Linked DNA regions of Homo sapiens: regions 2, 3 and 4 are each linked to region 1. A link is an interaction called in ENCODE POLR2A ChIA-PET data of the cell type or tissue named here. Cell type or tissue: OCI-LY7. All regions are shown on one strand. Each heading gives the region's core, and the rest is flanking DNA. Links, peaks and the distances in the headings are about the cores only.

What was found. ChIA-PET counts read pairs that join two places held together with the same protein. Peaks named below come from ENCODE experiments on the same cell type or tissue, not always from the same donor. Only the 100,000 strongest peaks of a DNase experiment are listed, where the experiment ranks them.
Region 2: POLR2A ChIA-PET joins it to region 1 with 7 read pairs; 5 of 35 experiments call an interaction of 5 or more read pairs at or near these places.
Region 3: POLR2A ChIA-PET joins it to region 1 with 5 read pairs; 1 of 35 experiments calls an interaction of 5 or more read pairs at or near these places.
Region 4: POLR2A ChIA-PET joins it to region 1 with 7 read pairs; 2 of 35 experiments call an interaction of 5 or more read pairs at or near these places.

The regions. Positions count from the first base shown.
Region 1 is chr12:96,346,624-96,352,160 of GRCh38, forward strand. The region is part of intron 1 of CDK17 (cyclin dependent kinase 17); the gene reads right to left. Among named protein-coding and RNA genes, the nearest start is that of CDK17, 51 kb to the right of the region's middle. In OCI-LY7, for the core only: no CTCF peak of the experiment used is centred there; no DNase peak of the experiment used is centred there; H3K4me3 peaks cover 1,384 bases; H3K27ac peaks cover 996 bases.
Region 2 is chr12:96,255,719-96,261,255 of GRCh38, forward strand. ELK3 (ETS transcription factor ELK3) reads left to right here. Exons shown (of 5, transcript NM_005230.4): 4 at 4,013-4,135. Among named protein-coding and RNA genes, the nearest start is that of ELK3, 64 kb to the left of the region's middle. In OCI-LY7, for the core only: no CTCF peak of the experiment used is centred there; no DNase peak of the experiment used is centred there.
Region 3 is chr12:94,600,800-94,606,336 of GRCh38, forward strand. All of the region lies in intron 1 of TMCC3 (transmembrane and coiled-coil domain family 3), which reads right to left. Among named protein-coding and RNA genes, the nearest start is that of MIR7844, 32 kb to the left of the region's middle. In OCI-LY7, for the core only: CTCF peaks have their summits at 2,833 (motif pointing right) and 3,041; a DNase peak (open chromatin) is centred at 2,862.
Region 4 is chr12:96,042,328-96,047,864 of GRCh38, forward strand. It overlaps a transcript of LTA4H not described here. Among named protein-coding and RNA genes, the nearest start is that of TRD-GTC2-8, 9.1 kb to the left of the region's middle. RefSeq lists an enhancer at 4,761-5,537. In OCI-LY7, for the core only: no CTCF peak of the experiment used is centred there; a DNase peak (open chromatin) is centred at 2,464; H3K4me3 peaks cover 232 bases; H3K27ac peaks cover 37 bases.

The DNA of each region.
Region 1 (5,537 bases), core at 271-5,270:
ACTAAAAAAAAGGCCGGGCATGGTGGCTCACGCCTGTAATCCTAGCACTTTTGGAGGGCAACACAAGTGGATCATGAGATCAAGAGATCAAGACCATCCTGGCCAACATGGTGAAACTCCATCTCTACTAAATATACAAAAATTAGCTGGGCATGGTGGCAGGTGCCTGTAGTCCCAGCTACTCAGGAGGCTGAAGCAGAAGAATCACTTGAACCCAAGAGGCAGAGGTTGCAGTGAGCCGAGATCACACCACCGCACTCCAGCCTGGTGAGGGAGGGAGACTCTGTCTCAAAAAAAAAAAAGAGAGAGAAGCACTTTGGATACAAAGACACTAAGAAACTGAAAGTGAAAGGATAGGAAAAAATATTCCATGCAAATAGTAACCAAAAAAGAGCAAGTGTAGCTATGTTTTTGTCAGACAAAACAGAGTATGATAACAAGACACGAAGGCCATCATATATTATAAGGGGTTCGATACATTAAGCTATATCAATTATAAACGTTTACACACCTAAAAACAGAGACTAAAAATATATTAAGCAAAAACAGAATTGAAAGGAGAAACAGACAACTCTACAATAATAGATGGAGACTTCAATATCCTATTTTAAGTACTGGACAGAAGAACCAGACAGATTTATAAAGAAATACAGGACGTGGCTGGGTGTGGTGGCTCATGCCTGTAATCCCAACACTTTAGGAGGCAGAGGCGGGCAGATCACCTGAGGTCAGGAGTTTCAAACCAGCCTGGCCAACATGGTGAGAACTCGTCTTTACTAAAAATACAAAAGAAGCTAGCCAGGTGTGGTGGTGCATGCCGGTAATCCCAGCTACTCAGGAAGCTGAGACAGGAGAATTGCTTGAAGTTGGGAGGCAGAGTTGAAGTGAGCCAGGATCACACTCCAGCCTGGACGACAGAGTGAGACTCTGTCTCACAGAAAGGGGAAGGGAAGGGAGGGGAGGGGAGGGGAAGGGAGGGGAAGGGAGGGGAAGGGAGGGGAAGGGAGGGGAGGGGAGGGGAGGGGAAGGGGAGGAAAGAAATATAGGACTTGAACAGCACTATATACCTATTGTATTAGACCTATCAGATATACATAGTACACTCCACCTAACAAGCAGAATACACACTCTTCAAGCGCATATGGAACATTCTCCAGGACAGGCCATAAGGCAGGCCATAAAACAAGTCTTAATAAACTTTAAAAAACTAAAATCATAAAAAGCTCTTTTCCAATCAAAATGGAATGAAACTAAAAATCAGAAACAGAAGGAAAACCGGAAAATTTGTGCATATGTGGAAATTAAGCAACATATTCTCAAACAAGCAACTGATCAAAGAAGAAACCACAAGAGATATAAAAAAGACCCTCATGCAAATGAAAACAAAAACACAACATACATAAGCATATGAGATGTAGCTAAAGAAGTGTAAAGAGGATGTTTATAGCTATAAAAGCTTACATTAAAAGAGCTCAATAACCTAACGGTACACTTTATAGAATTAGAAAAAGAACATCAAACAAAACTCAAAGCTAGCAGAAAGAAGAAAATAATAAAGTCCAAATTGGAGATAAACAAAATAGAGAATAGAAAAAGAATAGAGAAAAAACAAAACAGAAAGTTGGTTCTTTAAAAGATCAACAAAATAGGCTGGGCACAGGGAGGCTGACGTGGGTGGACCACCTGAGGTCAGGAGTTTGAGACCAGCCTAGCCAACATGGTGAAACCCCATCTCTACTAAAATACAAAAATTAGCTGGACGTCAAGGCAAGTACCTGTAATCTCAGCTACTTGGGAGGCTGAGGCAGGAGAACTGCTTCAACCTGGGAGGTGGAGGTTGCAGCGAGCCGAGGTCGTGCCACTGCACTGCAGCCTGGGCAACACAGCGAGACTCTGTCTCAAAAAAAAAAAAAAAAAAACAAAAAAGAAAAAAAAAATCAACAAAATAAATTTTTAGCTAGACTGACTAACAAGAAGAGATTACACTCAAATGACTAAAATCAGAAAGTGGAAACATCACTACCAATTATACAGAAATAAAACGGATTATAAAAGAATGCTATGAACAATTATATGCTAACAAATTGGATAGCTTAATGAAATAGACAAACTCTTACAAACACACAAACCAGCAAAACTCACAAGAAGAAAGAGACAACCAAAATATACCTAAGAAGTGAGCTGACAATCAGTATAAAACACTTCCAACCAAAAAAGCCCAGGACCAGATGACTTTACTGGTAAAGTCTACCAAACATTTAAAGATGAATTAACAACCTATTCCTAAACAACTGAAGAGGGGGTAACACTTCTTGACTTCTATAAGGCCAACATTACCCTGACACCAAAGCCAAACAAAGACATCGTAAGAAAAGAAAATTTTACAAGTCAGTATCCTTTATAAATATAGATGCAAAAATCCTTAAGAAAATACTAACAAATTGAATTCGGCAGCTTATTAAAAAGATTATACCAAATGGGTATATAATGAACCAGGATTTGTCTCAAGAATGCGACGGTGGTTCAACATAAGAAAATCAATTAATGTAGCCAGGCGCAGTGGCTCACGCCCATAATCTCAGAACTTTGGGAGGCTAAGGCAGGTAGATCACCTGAGGTCAGGCGTTGGAGACCAGCCTGGACAACATGGTGAAACCCCGTCTCTACTAAAAATACAAAATTAGCCGGGCATGGTGGCGCATGCCTGTAATCCCAGCTACTTAGGAGGTTGAGGCGGGAGAATCGCTTAAACCCAGGAGGGGGAGGTTGCAATGAGCCGAGATTGGGCCATTGCACTCCAGTCTGGGCAACAAGAGCAAAACCCTGTCTCAAAAAAAAAGAAAATCAACTAATGTAATACATCACATTAGCAAAATGAAGATAAACCACATGAACTTCTCAATTGATTTAGCAAAAAAAAAAAAAAAAAGGATTTTACAAAATTCAACACCCTTTCATGATAAAATCACTCAATAAACAAAAGAGAAAGGAATTTCCTCAACATGAAAAGGCCATATATAAAAACTCACAGCTAATATCGTATTCAATGGTGAAAGACTGAAAGCTTTTCTCTTAAGATAAAAAACAAGACAAAGATGCCTGCTTTCACCACTTCTATTCAATACCGTGCTGGAAGTTCTAGTCAGAACAATTAGGCAAGAAAAAGAAATATAAGGCAGCCAAATAGGAAATGAAAAAATAAAACTATCCCTATTTAGAGATGACATGATCTTATATGAAGAAAACCTTAAAGAATCCACAAATAAAACCCCATTAGAGCTAATAAACTAATTTCCTTAAGATGTAGAAAGAAAACTGCCATGATGAAATCAGTTGTATTTCTATAGGTTAGCAATGAACTATATGAAAGGGAAATTTTAAAAAGAATCCATTTAGAATAGCATCAAAAACAGTAAAATACTTAGGAATAAATTTAACCAATGCAGTGATAGACTTATATGCTGAAAATTACAAAATATTGTTGAATAAAATTAAAGAAACCTAAATAAATGAAAGTATATCCCATAGTCATGGATTGGAAGACTTAATATGATGTCAACATTATCCAAATGATCTACAGGTTTAATGCAATCTCTATCAAAATTTCAATGGTGCTCTTTTGCAGAAAAAGAACATGGTCTAAAATTTGTTCCGGTTTACAGTGAGCTATGATTATGCCACTGCACTCCAGCCTGGGTGATAGTGGGATCCTGTCTCAAATTTAAAAAAAAAAAAAAAGCAAGACAACGACGATATCTTAAAATTTATATGGAATTCCAAGGAACCTTGAATAGTTTTGAACTAGAAGAACAAAGGTGGAGGTCTTATGTGTCCCCATTTCAAGACCTAATAAAAAGATAAAAAGCTACAATAATCAAAACATTATGGTATTGACATAAGAATAGATATATATAGACCAACAGAATAGAATTGAGAACCCAAACACAGACTCTCACACCTGATTTTTGACAAAGGTACCAGGACCATTCAATAGGGAGGGAGCAGTTTATTTAGCAAATGGTGCTGGGAAAACTGGATGTTTTCATGCAAAAGAGTGAAACTGGACCATTACCTTACACCATATACAAGAGTTAACTGAAAATGAATCAAAGGCCTAAATATAAGAGTTAAAACTGTAAAACTCTTAGAAGAAATATTCCTGATATTGGATTTCACAATGATTTCTTAAATATGACACCAAAGGCACAGGCAACAACAAAAAAGACCCCCAAAAACAGACATATTGGACTTTAAATTTAAAATGATAGTAAAGAGAGTGAAACAACCCACAGAATGGGTTAAAATACTTGCAAATCATATATCTGACAAGAGTTTAATATCCAGAAAGAACTGCTACAACTCAACAGCAAAAAACAAACACCCAATTTAAAAATGGGTAAAGGTCTTGAATGTACATCGCACCAAAGATATACCAATGGCCTATAAGCACATAAAAAGATGCTCAACATTATTACTCATTGGAGAAATGCAAACCAAAACCACTATGAGATACCACCTCATACCCACTAGGATGGCTACTATCAAACAGAAAGCAGTGTCAGTGAGGATGTGGACAAACTGGAACACTGATGCAACTGTAAAATGGTGTAGCCATTGTGAAAAACTGGTAGTTCCTCAAAAAACTAAACACAGAATAATCATATGACCCAGCAACTCTACTCCTAGGGATATACCAAAAAAAAAAAAACTGAAAACAGGGACTCAAACAGATACTTGTACACCAATGTTAATGGCAGCATTATTCACAACAGCCAAAAGGTGAAAACAAACTGCCAATCAACGGATAAACAAAATGTGGCATATACATACGATGCCATAAAAACAAATGAAGTTCTGACATATGCTACAACACAGATGAGCCTTGAGAACATTATGCTAAGGGAACTAAGTCAGACACAAAAGGACAAATATTATATGATTCTACTTACATGAAAAAGCTCTAGAAATAGTTGTGATGGTTACACAAAATTTCAATCTTAATTGTCGTTGAACTTTATGCTTAAAAATAACTAAAATGGCAAATTTTGTTTTGTATATTTTATCACAATAAAAACATTTTAACTGTCGTGTTAGCAGGCATTTATATCAGTTTTCCATCAAGCCTAAATATGGTCAATATTTCATTTGAGTGGAGCTTTACTGAAATAATTGGCTAAATAATTTCAATATGACCTATACCAATTATGCTGAACACAACAGAATATATCAGGATTAGCGCTTTATGGTTATGATATAGACGCTCACAAAAGACTGTTGTTGCTCCCAGCTTAACAGTAAGAATGAGCCAGACAAACTATAAAATCATAGTTTTTTAAACTCAGAAAGCTGAGGATGCAAAGAAAATAAATCAACTAAATTCTAGAGGAACAAGCCCTTTCTGGAAAAGAAAACAGGGCTGGGATCATGGTGAAAGGAGAAGTGAACCTGCAATAGGAGGGGGAAACCAGCCAACTTTTAACAGACTTTTCAAGGGGAACACGGGGGCAAGATAGATTAAAATCTCAGAAATCTCATTC
Region 2 (5,537 bases), core at 282-5,281, 91 kb before region 1:
TTTAGGGAGGCATGAGACGTCATGAAATTGCCAGGCAACTTCAAGGTATGGCAAGGAAATATATTTTGGGGTTAAATATTTTTTCCTCGTTCCATAATGTTACTCCAGAGTCAGATTGAAAAGTAAGTCACCATATATAGGGTCAAATAAAACCCATCTGATGAGAATTTACGGTTTGTAGGGCATGACTCCCTAGACCCCTAGGTAGGAATTTGGGCAAGATAAAAAATGAGAGCTTAGTCCTCAGAAGTTAGCAAGTGTGTGAACCCAGATTATGGGGAACCTCAAATCTGGGGCTAAGGAGGACATCACATCCTTTCTGAAATGGTGACTGAATGTTGAGTGAACTCAGTGTTTGAGGGTGGTTGATTTGGCGATGGGGTACAGAATAGATGGGGAGACCGGAGGCAGGTGGACTGGCCTGGGCAGCTGTTGTGGAATGCCATCTGTAAGGTGATAGGGGCTTGGATGCAGCAGGAATGGAAATGAGGGATAAACAGGAGACTGAGTTGTGGGACTCCTCCAGAGGCTATGTCCGGAGCTTGCAGTTATCGGAAGGCATTTTGCATGGTGGGGCCTGGGATGCGGGTGGTAAATGGGGCTGTGCATGCAGGGTTTATGTCTTGTTTTATCCTCATCTGTGGCACCTGAAACATAGTTTGCACTCTCGGTCAGTATTTATTGAGGCAGTGCCTACACGGTGGTCCTGTTGACAGAAGGGGAAGAGTCTTAAGAAACACTGATGTGGAAAGGTGCTGAGCTTCATGAAGTTGGAGCATGGTGGGGCATCCAAGTGGAGATGCCCAACAAGCGATAAGCCAGGGGGGACCCAGCTAGAGCTGCAGATGGCTTCAGTTCATTGGTATTTAGGAGATGAAAGTACAGGAGGAATAAAGATGAGCAGATACCTTAAAGGCTACAGAAAGAATAAGAAAAATGTGCCAATCACCATAATAGGAGGCAGAACATGTTAAATGTTAAGAAAAAAATGGTCACAAAGTGTTACAAAGATTCAGAAATAAGAAATCCCATCTGGTTGAGGGGAGATCAGGAAAGTGTCCTTGGAGGAGGTGGCATTTTGATGGGCAGAGGAAGGCAAGAGGAGGAGGCAGCGGGCCGGGGCAGGGGTGCACAGGTGGGCATGCCTGGATGCCAGCTCACCCTGGCGAGCTCAGATGTGCAGGCTTTTTAGGAGACTCTATGAAGTGGAAGTGGAAGATGAACTGAGTGGGGAAAATGAAAAGGGGATCTTGGGATGAGGGTCTTACTCTTTGCAAATGCATTGCCTGTGGCATCTCCTTTCCCAGCAGCCGTGGGATCAGGAGCTCCTTATCTGCCATGCTTGTTAAAACGAGACTGTCTTTGGGGAAGGAAAGAAAACAGCACTTTTTGCTGTGGCTTCTTTAGCCCTTGGCCCTCAGGCTCAGCCCACTCTGCCTGACTCCAGGAGCGTGTGGAGAGAGGCTGTGAAGTCTCACACTGTCCCGGAGATAACCCAGAGCAGGTGTTATAGGAACTTTCCTTAAAAAAGCAACCACATGGTTCTTTAAGGCCACAGGATTTTCAGGGAGAACTTCAGGGATAGAAGGGAGAGGAGGGAATGAAATCATTTTACAGTGTTTATTTGCATATATTATAGAAGACATTTCAGACATATTAAAGATGAGAAACAAGAAGGCTACAGTAGTCTGAGTACATCCTGTATTCCTAAGAAACAAATGTGCAAACATCTCAAATCCAGACATGGGTATACGTTTTAGACCAGAGAAATAGAAATTCTAGACCTTGTACATTGCTTAGAGGATTAAAAAGGAATGGGCATATGATGGCCATGGAGGAGAGAAGGATAGCTGTGTTTTGTGGTTTAGAAGATTGTCTCTTTAAAGCTTTGAGAGCCTTCATTGATGGATAAACTAGGAGGCCTTGAACACACTGGTTATTAAATGTTAATGTGACATATTGAGGTTGGAACCTTGCTCCAGAGTAACATGCAAATATTAGTTTTCAGAACACCTGAGCTTGTGGCCTTGAGCCTAACACAACTGACAGTAGCCTCCAAGTCCAGGCTGACTCAGTTGAGTTGGTCTGTTTCAGAGGATTAAGTCCTTCTCTGTATACAGTTGAGAATTTCTCCCTCACATAGATGAAGTACGTTTAGTAAGTATGTCATGTATACTTTCAATTAATTACCAATCCATTTATTCATTCAAAAACATGTATGAAGTACCTAGCCAGATAACTGCCTCTGGCACTTGTTGAGCATTTCTATATGCCAGGCACATATCTTATAAGAGCTTGCAGTAGATCAGCTTATTTAATCTTCCCAACAACCCTGTAACGTGGGCATTTTTATTCTCCCCATTTTACAGATGAGGCAACTGAGACAGAGAGAGGTTAGGTGGCTTGCCTGAGGTTACCTGGCTGGGAAGTAGTGGTTCTGAGATTGGAACCCTGGCAGAGCTCATGCTGAGCCGTGAAGTTTTAACTGTTAGGCCAGATGGCCTGGCATGCTTGTGAAATTGCCTTGGACTAGAACAAATGGGAAGCTTATTCAAAACATGTATTTATTCTAGTAACCTCATAGGTCATTCAGTATGTAGGAAATGCCATGGAACCAACGACTCAAATAATTTGGTATAAATGTGTTTACATTTCAGCAGCTTCACAGTTTGAGGAACTTTGGATGTTTGTCTCCATTCTGCTGAACAGAGCAGACCTTTCAATTTAGGTTTAAGCCAAATGCTGTTGGTAATTAATGATGCTACGGAGGCCAATTCTAGGAAAAAATAACACTTTAGCATCCAGCATGGTGCAGTCTGAAAGGCTGGCGCCTTTGCTGTGGTTCTTCTTACACAAAGCACCTTATTGACATCACAAAACCACTGAGGGACTCCTTCTAGTCACCAAAGGTACAAAACCACCCTGGGCCGGGGAGTTTGTCTCCACTGAGAATAAAAGCCATGCAGACTTAGCAGCTGGGCGGGTGTTTCTTCTGCCCTCCTGCTGGCTTGCAGGCCAGGACTCCTGCTGTGTGTGTGCAAGAAATTCAGTCCTTGGAACTCCCCTGGGAAACCCAGGGTTTTGGCTTTATACCCAATCTGACAAGAAAGGGCCCTCCCTGCCCCCACCCAAACCATTGCCAGGGCAATGAATTCTCATCAACTCCACATCCGGAAGGAATCTGGAAAACCCGGCTCAGAGCTTCTGAAGAGGCTGCTACAGGGTATTTTAACAGCAAATCCCAAAGCCTTAACAGCTGTTGATATGGAGACCATTTAAAAACGTGTGTTCGTAACCCAAGTAATAGATGTCCACTGTAGAAACACAGGAAAATATAGATAAGAAGAATTAAAGCCCCTTTATGGGATCCTATTTTGTTTGTATACTAATCCTTGTTTAATCTGGGAAGGGGAACAAGTTAACAAACCATTCGGACGAAAGTTGATACAAACTTGAATTTTCCACCAGAATGTTTAGGGAAGGTAATGTGTCAATACCTTTTTCCTTTATGAAAAAAGTGTTAATAAAATTAGCATTGAAGAAAACTAGCCAGCCAGGTATGGTGGCTCACGCCTGTAATCCCAGCACTTTGGGAGGCTGAGGTGGGCAGATCACTTGAGGTCAGGAGTTCGAGACCAGCCTGGCCAACGTAATGAAACCCCTTCTCTACTAAAAATACAAAAATTAGTCGGTGGTGGGTGCCTGTAATCCCAGCTGCTTGGGAGGCTGAGGCAGGAGAATCGCTTAAACCCAGGAAGTGGAGGTTATAGTGAACCAAGATCGCGCCATTGCACTCCAGCCTGGGTGACAGAGCGAGACTGTCTCCAAAAGAAAAGAAAATTAAAATTAAACTGTTCACAGCCCCTCAGAATTAACGTTGCCAGTTTTCCTGAGATGGTAAGGTCGTTTCCTGGCCCATGCCTAGCCTACCTAACCTCTCTCTGCTGCTCTGTTGATCATGGCCCAAGTCAGGTGAACCTATATGAAGAAGTCTGTTTGCTTTACTTCCCAGACACCAAATGGATTGCTTCTGACTCCGAGTCCACTGCTCTCCAGCATACATTTCTGGAGCAGCCTTAGTCCAGTTGCTCCGCTGAGTCCTGCCAGGCTGCAAGGGCCAAGCACGCTGTTCCAGGTGAGCGTTTGGAAATGAACTTTTGAACATTAAGCTTCTGAGGGATGGTTTTTTCTCTAAATCCTGCAGAGGTAACGGTGAGTTTTGCCATATGTTGAGTTGAAATATTAAATGTCCAGAGGGGGTTCATGTTAGTGGGGTTGCACGCCCTTCAGAGGCAGACATTTTCATTGAGGCAGAAATTGCAGACTCATGCCAGACACCCATACGTGGAACAATTAGTTCTTAAAGTGTTTTGCATATTTTCATTTGTCTATGAAAACAGGAAATTTATTAAGGAAAAGGCAAAACTTTAAGAATTATTCTTTAGGCCAGTGTGATGGCTCACACCTGTAATCCCAGCACTTTGGGAGGTTGAGGGTGGGAGGATTGTTTGAGCCCAGGAGTTTGAGACCAGCCTGGGCAACACAGCAAGACCCCATCTATATTTAAAATAAAATGAAAATAAATATTATTATTTATAAAAGTCCACAAAAGACTTTAAAATATTAATCCTCCTAGTTAATGTAGCAACTTGTTTGACATAAAGTGAAAATAAAAATAGTGAACAATTTCCCCATCCTGGGATAGAAAAATTACTTGCATCATTTTATGAATCATCATTAAGTTCTCCTTGTTCTGTAATGAAAAAGGAGAATCCAGGGCATTTGGTTAAAAAATAATGAAGACTTAGCTGCTTTATCTTATAGAACTCTCCATACTAGGCGAGCACCTTCATTATTCATTCACACACCAGAATCTTGCAGGACCGTCACTTGCTATCATGGAGAAATCAGTATTTCCTCCTTGAGACCCATAGATCATTACTCACTGATTAAGGTGTTACTGTTTGAATATGTTGAGTGCAGGTGGAAAGAATCCTAGGGACAGGACTGAAGAAAAGGTGGACCCAGTGCAAACTCCCTCTTTCCCAAATTCTAGCTTTTCTCATCGTCCCTGCCTGTATCCTGTGCCCCACAGTGTGGCTTACCCCAAGTTAGTTGCAGCTCTTTGGATACCATTTCATCTAGCACGTGGCACTTTGTATTATGATTGCCTGTTGATCTGGCAATCTTTCTCACTAAACTATGGGCCCTCGAGACCAGAATGGAATCCTGTTCACTGTGGTGTCCCCAGCATCTGGCACATGGCTTGGTACACAAGTGAGGCTCAGTAATAATTGACTGTCTAAATGAATTCACAAAGAGAAGTCTGAGAAAGGCCAGTATTAATAGCAAGTCTTCATGATCATCTGAGCTGGTCATTTTGCTTGTCAAGGTTAATGTCTGCTGAGTACCTCCTCTGTGCCAGGAGCTGTACATGCTGGGATTCAGGGTCTCTTTGTAAGGGTGGAGCTAAAGAGGTTTTGATTGCCATCTTGCTTCTTTGGTTTCCTAGTGGAGTTAGGGTAGGGTGTCATGAA
Region 3 (5,537 bases), core at 183-5,182, 1.7 Mb before region 1:
TAGGTGGGTTCCTCTTTGTTTTATCATCTTTGCTGGGTTTTTTACTAGTTACTGAAAGCATTCACTTTCTCAGGTACCATACAACACTCAGCACAGAACGCGCAGTATCACTGAGCAGCAAATACCTATATACGAACCCAATTTCTCTATGTCATAACCCAGTATATTACAAATTCTGAATGAGACATCCAAGAAAGAAATACATGTTTACCAATATATACATACTTATGTATGTGCACATATACATGCACACACCTAATTAAAACAAAAGTTTTGTAAAATACTACTTATCTTTACTACACACAATGTAACTGTATTTACAGCTACCTAATTTTCTGGACAACTGGATATTAGAAATTATAATTACCTTTGTTAATTTTATTATGTAGAAAAAGTCCTTGTTTGCAGATACATATTAGAAACAAAGTGCCCTGGCCGGGCGCGGTGGCTCATGACTGTAATCCCAACACTTTGGGAGGCTGAGGCGGGCAGATCACTTGAGGCCAGGCTTTCGAGACCAGGCTGGCCAACATGGTGAAAGCCCATCTCTACCAAAAATACAAAAATTAGCTGGGCATGATGGTAGATGCCTGTAATCCCAGCTACTCAGGGGATTGCTGAGGCATGAGAATCACTTGAACCTGGGAGGCGGAGATTGCAGTGACCCGAGATCATGCCATTACACTCACTACACTCCAGCCTGGGCAACAGAGTGAGGCTGTGTCTCAAAAAACAAAAAAGAAGGCTGGGCGCAGTGACTCATTCCTGTAATCCCAACATTGTGGGGGGGCGAGGTGGGTGGATCACATGAGGTCAGGAGTTTGAGACCAGCCTGGCCAACCCTATCTCTACTAAAAAATTGGCTGAGCATGGTGGTGCACACCTGTAATGCCAGCTAATTGGGGAGGTTGAGACAGGAGAATTGCTTGAACCCGGGAGGCAGAGGTTGCAGTGAACCAAGATTATGCCACTGCACTCCAGCCTGGGTGACAGAGTGAGACCTGGTCTCAAAAAAAAAAAAAAAAAAAAAAAAAAAAGAGAAGAAAAAAGAAAGGGACCTGGTGTCTGTATATCACTTACTTTTAACAGGTTACAAACACAAACAAAGAAAATAAGAACATTTTAAATTGTTGAATCTGGGTAAGGTAGATGAGTATTTGCTGTGATGTTCCTTCTGCTTTTCCATATAAGAATATAAAGTGATAGTTGTTACTCATCAAATTTATTTCATGACCATAATCCTGTTTGAAAAACAGTGTGTTATAATTAGAAAAAAGACAAGCCACTTGTCCCTGTGTTTGTTAATCATACTTAAGGAAGGCTCTAACATTCTGAAGAACGTTCTGTGGTTACTTCCTGGCCTATAAAGGATTTAATGTTCCATTGCTGAGTCTACTAATCTCTCCTTCAAAATCCTTTCTACAAAACTTCTGTGAATCATTACGACCTTAGCAGAAAGGTATAAGATTAGGGATTGGTTTTTTAGTTGCAGAGATCACAGACTCAGAACTTACCCTAAGACCTCGCATACTGAGAACAATCCTTGTGGTTTTCACAGGGCTTTAAAATAACTAAATCTAGGAACATCAAAAGTTTAAGACAGTGCGCTAAAGCTGAAAGTACCATAGCAAACATGTGCACTGGTTACATTTTCCCCTTCCTTTTCCTTTAAGAATAGGTTTTAATAAAAGACGAAGTTCCATGAACGGTCAGTAACATCTCATTTAATTGACACTAAGGGAAGTATTCTAGATGAGTGAATGAAACTTGTAGATAACTGAAACTCCAAGTCTTGCTAATTAGAGATTTCTAGATTTTCTTCTTTCTTTTAATTTCTTTTAGAGACAAGGTCTTGCTCTGTTGCCCAGGCTGGCTTCCAACTCCGGGGCTCCAGTGATCTTCCTCAGCATCCCAAGTAACCGAGGCTACAGGAGTGCACCATCATGCCCAGGTGGATTTCTAAATTTCCAAGATTGTTTTCCTGTTGACTATGGACATCCACATAATCAAGTTTGAATTGTGACACAGCAACAGTGACCTCAAGAAGACAACTGAACTAGATCACTCGGGGGACCTGGGATCCAATTAACCTTAGGTCCTCGTAAAGAAGCAAGGTGGCTGAACTCTGCAAACTCTAAGGGCCTTGCAGCTCTCATATGCAGCAGTTCTGTTACTATTAGGTCTGTAAGGCTGGCATCCTGCACGCAAAATGCCAATAGCCTTGTTCATAAAATTATTAGCACAGACCAACTGACACAAACTGAGTATTACTCTTTATAATGAATCTTATTTTTTATTTTTTTGAGACAGAGTCTTGCTCTGTCACCCAGGCTGGAGTGCAGTGGCGCAATCTCGGTTCACCGCAACCTCTGCCTCCCAGGCTCAAACAATTCTCATGCCTCAGCTTCCCGAGTACCTGGGATTACAGACGTGCACCACCACGCCTGGCTAATTTTTTTATTTTTAGTAGAGATGGGGTTTTGCCATCTTGTATTTTAGTACAGACGGGGTTTTGCCATCTTGGCCAGGGTGGTCTTGAACTCCTGGCCTCATGTGATCTGCCTGCCTTGGTCTCCCAAAATGCTGGTATTATGGGCATGAGCCATCCCTTTATAATGAATCTTATTTACCAAAATAAAATTTAATAAGCAACAAGTCGTTAAAAACCATATGCAACAAAAGGAATGAAAAATTGTTCAACACACAACCCAGACAAATCTCACGTGTGTAATACTTAATGAAAGAAGCCACACACAAAAATGTGATGGTGTATGATTAGCGTGCTGCGGAGGTGAGAAGAGTGGTTACCCTTTGCGGGGAAGTAGGGGTACGGAGAATGATTCACCAGTAGGTGGCACCAGGGAGCACTGGGGTGCTAACAACATTGATCCAGGTGGCAGTCACTCAGGACATACACATAGGTAAAAATTATCCAACTGTACATTTAAGATGTATACACTTTACTGTAAGTGAAACCTCAAAAAAGTAATAAGATGCAAAAAAACTTAGATAACAAAAATGCAGGAGCTGTCAAAACTATTATCTTTATAGTACCTGTAACATTACAAATGCACAATGAATAAATGTTAACATACAGTATTGCTCAATTCTAGCAAGAAAAAAAACCACTTAAATTTCATTAGCATGTCAACCTGTAATGCATTTTGTCAGCTCTTTAACATTTTTAAAGTTTCCCAAACTTTCATGACACTGTCTCATAAATATTTGTTTTTAGAATACTAAAGAGCCAATGAAAAAGAGCAGAAATCCACACGTGTACTACTAGCAAGGCATTAATATCTGTGGTTTAACTGAATACATCAGATTTAGACATAAAAATATGCAATTTAGAATTCTGCAAAATGCAGCAAAATCCTAATACCATGTTGATCCAGATTGCTAATGCCTTGTTTTATTACATAATAGTCATTTAGAAAGCCAATGTTTCTCAATGAGGCTGAATTTAACTAAAAGCACACAAAGTACAATTAGGGCTTGCTTACTTAGACCAAATTGTTTTTATGATAGCTAATGGAACTGATTAATTTAGGTTGCAAACCAAGCCCCCTAAAATACAGAATTGCTACTTGAAAATGTTTTTCTGGGCATCTTTTGTGAACTAAGTCCTGTGCTGAAAGAACTGGAGTCAGAGAAATATGATAAGCTCTGCCCTAAGAGGTCACTCTTGGGGCAGGGAGGCGTACAGAATTAAAAAATGTAACAAGGCCAGGCACAGTGGCTCACTCCTGTAATCCCAGCACTCTGGGGACCGAGGCAGGAGGATTACTTGAACCCAGCAGTTTGAGACCAGCTAGGGCACAATAGTGAGACCCCATCTCTACCAAAAAAAAAAAAAAAAAATGCTGCGTGTGGTAGTGTCTGTGGTCCCAGCTACTTGAGAGGCTGAGGTGGGAGGATTTCTTGAGCCTAAGAGGTCAAGTCTGCAGTGGGCCATGATTGTGCCATTGCACTTCAGCCTAAGTGACAGAGTGAGACTTCATCTCAAAAAAAAAAAAAAAAAAAAAGAAGTAATAAGTACTATAGGAACCAAGGGGAGGAAATAAGCAGGGGGCTTCAATGAGAAGCTTCTGAGAAGGTGATAATTGACTTAGAGGCAGCTCAAAAATCTGCTGAGAGCCTAGCAAGGAGCACATTGTATCTGCAGAAGGAAAAACTAGAATATGTATTTAGGAAACTAAAAGTTGGAGTGTCTAAAATTGAGAATGGCTAAATGGGTCATTCTAAATCAAGGCATGATTGAGGGCTGGGGTGAAAAAGAGGTGCATGGCAAGCATTCCTAAAGGGAGGCGGCACAAGGCTCAGAAGAACACCGACAACCTGCAACAGGCTCTGCAAACCATGCTAGGCTAGACACCTGACCATGCAGACAAGGGGAAGCCAGGAATTTTAAAGCAGGTGGTGTTTTTATAATCATGAAAATAAAATACGGAGACATAGAGAATTTGGAATATCAAAAAGAAAAGGAGGCTTATCTTAAATACAGATACTGTTTAGGTTCTTATTAATTTTTTAAAAATACAGCACTGTGACTATACTACACAGAGGGATTTTGGATTTAGTTCAGGTCACATAAGAATGGTTCATTCATGAATCTGTGTAATTGGTCATGACATGCGTATACACTTGTTGCATACCAACATTAAGTAAGCGTCTATCTGGGATGCTGGGATCATGTAATTTGGACTTTTCCTTTTTTTAAGCATCATTTGAAGCTAAGGATAGCTGAGTTCTTACCTAAAAGAACACTGTCCATCACATATGGAAAATCAGGCATTTTGCCTCATAAATACACAATTCATAATTTATTCCATCTCCACTCATCTCTCTTCTACAGGCTCAATACTATTCAAACTCCAATTATTATCACAGCCTTGGTACTTTCCATCGGGGGCTAGATAAAGAAGAGCAAAGTTTTCACCTACGATGAACAAAATGGCAGGACTTAAAGATGACTTTCCTGAAGAGTGCAATGCCTTCTGTCTTTTATTTATGGACTGAAAAGAGAAATCCCTCAATGTACACGGCAAATCACATTCCCCTCACTCTAAGCCATACTTACGGAAGACATCCCAGATTCTCCTGAATGCAGGAAAGTACCACGGTTACACCAATCTACTCCGTCAAACCAGGTACTAACTATGACTAAAATTATATGTGGAAAAAAAAAATCCAAATGAGATTAGTAACAGAAAACAAACAAACAAACAAAAAAACAAGTATGTGTGTAGGGGGGTGGATAGAAGGCAGTCTTGAAAGCGTCAATGCTAGACGCTTTTTTTCTCTTTACTGGGAATTGCAATCAACCAAACCATGGGTCTGTACCTGACCTAGAGCCTTTAACAATGCAACAAGACTGTGAGAACTCTCACTCAGGGACACCTGCTCTTAGCCTATTATGGAACTACTGCCTGTGTGCAGAAGTATCATTTGGAAACATGAATTTTATGCTCAAAGGGTAAAATGCCCAAGAGGCTTTACTCATGCCAAGTTCCCTAAGAACCATGGGGCTTCTTTTT
Region 4 (5,537 bases), core at 120-5,119, 300 kb before region 1:
GACTGAGTGGTTAAATTAAATATTAAAATCCAGTACCCTTATGCAAAGGCTGGAATGTAACAAAAGCCCACCAAGAGTTTTGCCTAGGCCTTTCCTGAACCTTAAAGCATGATTAAACAAGTTTATTGGGAGTCTGAAGGAACTCCCCAAACCTCCATGATTTAGCAGGAGACAAGATAAGGATAATCACCCCAGCACCTGCACCCATTTAGATTAATTTACTGACGCTCCACAGGAAGGTCTTCAAGACTCAGACCTTAGTTATAGACGGAAAGAAGTTAATCACCTACGTCTTTAGATGAATGCACACTTACATATAGACATATAGCTTAGAAGGTATATAAGCTCTGGAAAACTTTGTAATTTTGAGTTGGTCTGGTGATAATTTCCAGGCCTTCTCCTTAGAAAAAAATAAAGGTCCCTATTCCTGTAACCGGTTACAGAAATAAAAACTCGCTTCCTCCCCAGTTCACCTGCATCTCATTATTGGGCCACGAGAAACAGCAGCCTGACCCTCACTTTGGTCCAAGAACACTGGGATTACAGACGTGAGCCACCATGCTCAGCTAAATCAAACTTATTTCTATATATTGGTCCACAGCAATGTTCATGATTGATAAATGACCAGTCTTACTGTGGCCACCAGGTCTGTCAGGATCTTGATCCTGCTTACCATTCCCATCTCATACTTCATTCTTCCCCCAAAGCACTCTGTCCTTGGACTGCACCTTCACATCAGCCTATCTCACAACTCCACTTCTTCGCTTTTGTGTTATTTCTCCAGAAACATGTTGCTCCTCTTTGCTTTCTCCACATTCTGCCTAGAAAACTCCCTGACGCAACCTGCAGTAGTTGGCAAAGTGAGAACATGTCGGGTAGACCCGGGAGGTGAATTGAAGGGGTAGGCAGGGACTCGACTTGAAAGAACCTCACATGCCTTGAGAAGGAGCTTGGAACTTACCTTTAAGGCTGCAAGAAGTCGACGAGTCTTAACTGGGATATGCATGGTCGGTACTTGTCTTTTAGAAAGATTTCTCTGTGGCAGCATGGGAGACAGATTAGAGGAGGTGTAGACAGGAGGAGAGAAAATAAACTCCCAAGCCCATGCATCCTCTTGCCCTCTTCCCTTGTTGCTTTAAAAGACAAACATGCGCCTGTAGTCCCAGCTACTCGGGAGGCTGAGGCAGGAGAATGGCGTGAACCCCGGGGGGCGGAGTCTGCAGTGAGCTGAGATCGAGCCACTGCACTCCAGCCTGGGCGACAGCGAGACTCCGTCTCAAAAAAAAAAAAAAAAAAAAAAAGACAAACATGTAGTTCTTTTCCATTTAGAGAGTTTTATTGGTGATTATTATAGGAAAACAGACTGGAGAGAGAATAAAAGTAGGCGCTGCAGCAATTCTCAGGTGAGAGATGATGGTGGCTTGGACCCAGGAATCAGCAGTAGAATTGGTAAGAAGTGATCAAATTCAGCATAAATTTTGAAGGCAGACCTACTAGGATTTCTTGGCAGTTTAGATATGGAGTATGAGGGAAAGGGAGGAGTCAAAGATAATGCCAAGACTTTTGACCTGATAAACCAGGAAAATGTAGTAGGATTAGCTGAGAAGGAGAGATTGTGGGAGAAGCAGACTGGAGTGGGCGAGGGTAAATTCAGGAGTCCAATCCTTTTTTTCCCCTTAATTTTATTTACTTATTTATTTAGAGACAGCGGTCTTGCTATGTTGCCCAGGCTGGTCATGAACTCCTGGCCTCAAACCATCCTCCTGCCTCAGCCTCTCAAAGTGGTGGGATTACAGGAGTGAGCCACTGTGCCCAACTCAATCTTTCACATATTCAATCTGAGGTGTCTGTGATTCGAGTGGAGGTGCTGAGTAGGCAGTTGGACATATGAGTATGAGTCCAGAAGAAAAGCTGGAACTGGGCTGGAGATACACATTTGGGAGTTCAGCATGTGGATGGCACAGGGGGAAGAAGAGACGCTAGCTATGGAGACTGGAAAGGAATGGCCTCGATGAAGAAGGAAAACCAAGGAAGTCCGTGTCTTGGATGACAAGTGACATCTGGAAAAATAAAGGAGCAGTGTGGTCAGGGAGCCTGATGAAATTCTGACTATGGATGACTCACTGTTTTGTGTAAAAAGGGGGAAGAGAATTTATTCTAAAAATTTGTTCATATCTACATAAAATACTTCTGGAGGGATGCTCAAGAAACTCATGGTATTGTTTGCCTGTGTGGACAGAGAAGGAAGGCCAAAGAACAGAGGTGAAAAGTAGATATTTCAACTGAATAATCTTGTAAGCCTTTTGAATTTTAATGTGAATATATTTCCCAGTCAAAAGGTTATTTATTGATATGAAAAAAAATAAAGGTCACTGGAATCCCAAACCACAAACAAAAACAGCCCTTGCTGACTTCCTGTGGACTTCATAGTGTCTACCACTGGCCCCGCGGGGCTCTGCAGCTTCCACTTGAGTGGCTCGATACACCCTGCGTCAGCCATGCTGAACCAAGGTGTTCAAGCTCTCTGCACTCTCTGGCCCTTCCTTGAGCCTGCATGCCCTTCCCACTCCCACTCTTCCCGCAACCTTGGCAGGGCTCTCCTCCTCCCCTTCAGGACTCTGCCCCCCACCACCCTCCAGTCTGGGCTAGAGTCTAGTAGAATCTCCCTTGCTAAGAGAACAAGGTGCATGTGACACCCTTCTCTTCCTCCCTTCAGTGTGTGAGCAAATAGAAGAAATGATTTTAGCCACATTTTTAATGTTCACCTTACAACATAGTTGAGGCAATCCTGACCAGTTTCTCCATCTTCTGTGAAATTTCTTCTTCCTTGTGCAGCCATGCGCATGAATTCTATATTTATAGTCACATCTCCAGTCTGTTCTGCATGTCAAGAAAAGGTTTGGGACTGGGTGCGGCAGCTCATGCCTGTAATCCCAGCACTTTGGGAGGCCAAGGTGGGCAGATCACCAGGTCAGGAGATCAGGAGCATGTTGGCCAACATGGTGAAAACCCATCGCTACTAAAAATATAAAAATTAGCCGGGCGTGGTGGCGCACACCTGTAGTTCCAGCTATTTGGGAGGCTAAGGCAGGAGAATCACTTGAACCCAGGAGGCAGAGATTGCAGTGAGCCGAGATCGCACCGCTGCACTACAGCCTGGTGACAGAGCAAGGCTCCATCTCAAAAAAAAAAAAAAAAAAACAAAAACCCAAGGTTTGGGCAGCTGGGAAGGCCAAAATGAAAGAAGCACGAGAAAAAGTTCTGCCAATTTTGTAAAATAGCATAAGTGGTCTCCTCCCAGATGCCTTTCTGGCACCCCACCCCACCCCATGGTTGACCGCAGGCAGAGTCTGGAAAGCCCCACAGCCACCCGTGTTTCCTCCCACACAGTTCTGTCTTTTATTTCTCGGCTTGTGTCCTTGGGAGGGACTGGCCTGAACCAAATAGGCTGTCACGCTGTCCTGAGTTGGAGCCAGACAGTGCCAACCATCACATGGCCTTCTCTCTTAGGTCTCACAAAGTGTGTTTGAAGATCAGCAGCATCTGCACCTCCTAGAAGCCTCATCAGAAATGCAGATCTTGGCCGGGTGGCTCATGCCTGTAATCCTAACACTTTGGGAGGCTGTGGTGGGCGGATCACTTGAGGTCAGGAGTTCAAGACCAGCCTGACCAACATGGCAAAACCCCGTCTCTACTAAAAATACAAAAATTAGCTGGGCATCGTGGTGTGCATACCTGTAATCCCAGCTACTTGGGAGGCTGAGTCTGAGGCATGGCGTGCACCTATAATCCCAGCTCCTTGGTAGGCTGAGGCAGGAAAATTGCTTGAACCCAGGACGTGGAGTTTGCAGTGAGCTGAGATCACGCCACTGCACTCCAGCCTGGGTAACAGAGCAAGACTCTGTCTCAAAAAAAAAAAAAAAAATGCAGATATCAGGCCTGCCCTGACCTACTGGATCAGAATCCACATTTTATTCAGATCCCCAGGAGATCTGTGTGCATTTTAAATGAGATCACTGCCTTAGAGGCTCAAGAAATACTTTTGGCATTGGAGAAAATTCAGTCCAAGTGTTAATCAAACATGTCAGGACTCCTTCTCTTAGGGTCCACTGCCCTTGACCGCCATATCAGTACTCTCTTAATACCCTAGTGTTATCCTCAACAAAGCATTTACCACACTGCATCATTGTCAGTTTACTTGTCAGCCTTCCCTACTACATGGTGGGTCTTTAAGACCCTGATTGTATATTCTCCCTCTCAGCACATGTCTGTTGTATGAATGAACAAATGTATAAATGAGCGAATGAGATTTCACATGAGGTTCCAGGCAAACTTTTATTCAGTGTTTCACTCTGTGTTGACTTTGCAGCAAAGAAAAAGCCACCTTCTGCACTTGCCCTTGTCCTCTGATGTCACCAGGCAATGTTTGTTTGTGATACAGAATGCCCTTGCCAGCCCACCCCCCCACTAATTGTAAACACTTTTAAAAACATTGTTATTGAAGCATACTATCCATTCATAAAAATGCACATATTGTAAGTGTATAGCTCACTGAACTTTATAAACTGAGCATGCCAGTGCAATCAGCACCCAGATCAGAGACAGAACATTACCACCACTGCACTGTTGCCTCCCTTAAGTTCCGTTTCAGTCTCTATAAATCCTGCTTCCTAGGGGTAACCACTGCCTGACTTCCAATAGCATATTACCTTGACCTGTTCGGCTATTTATCTTTCCTTTGCATAAACAGACACATACAGTATATTCTGTCATGCCTGGCTCCTTGGCTCAACATTCCTTTTGCAAGATTTCTCCATAATGTTGTGTGTACATCTAGGCTGTGCACACTCACTGCTGTACAGTGTTCCATGTGTGGATATACCATGATTTACTTATCCTTTCAACCGTGGATAGACATGTGGGTGATTTCCAGTTCTGAGTTATTATTATGAATGGTGCTGCTATGGATATTCTGGTACGTGTCTTTCGGTGAACACATTGTAGCCAGGTTTTGACATGCTGCTTTGAAGTTTAGACAGTTGCACCCTGCCAGGAGATTTCCTTTAAGACCCCTGCACCAGGCCAGAAACATTCACTGCATTGCAGCAACCTGATTCTGTAGTTGTTGACACAAATCCAACACCCTTCTCCCTACCCCAGCTTGGGTAGGGGTTAAAAGTAGATGAAGTAGGGAGGGAAGCTGTTTTCAAGTTACAAGAAAAAGTTCTTTACAACTGCTGGCCTTGTTCATACTTTATTTTCCTCTCACTCACTTCCGTTTCTTTTCCAGGTAAGCCTGATTGCAAGCTTCATTGTACCTGTTTCTTTCTGACTCAGATTCCAGCTCAGCTTACATTTTTCCCACTAAGTAGGCAGTGATATTTCATCACAGCAGGTACTTACACCTTTTGTTCTGATGACTTAAAGCACAAGTAGGTTTTGATAAGTGCTTGCAGGGTTTCATTTTCAAAAGTCCTATTTCTGTGTCATATTTGTTGGCTTTGAGCCCAGTTTCTCTTGCTCTGCCAACAGAGCAG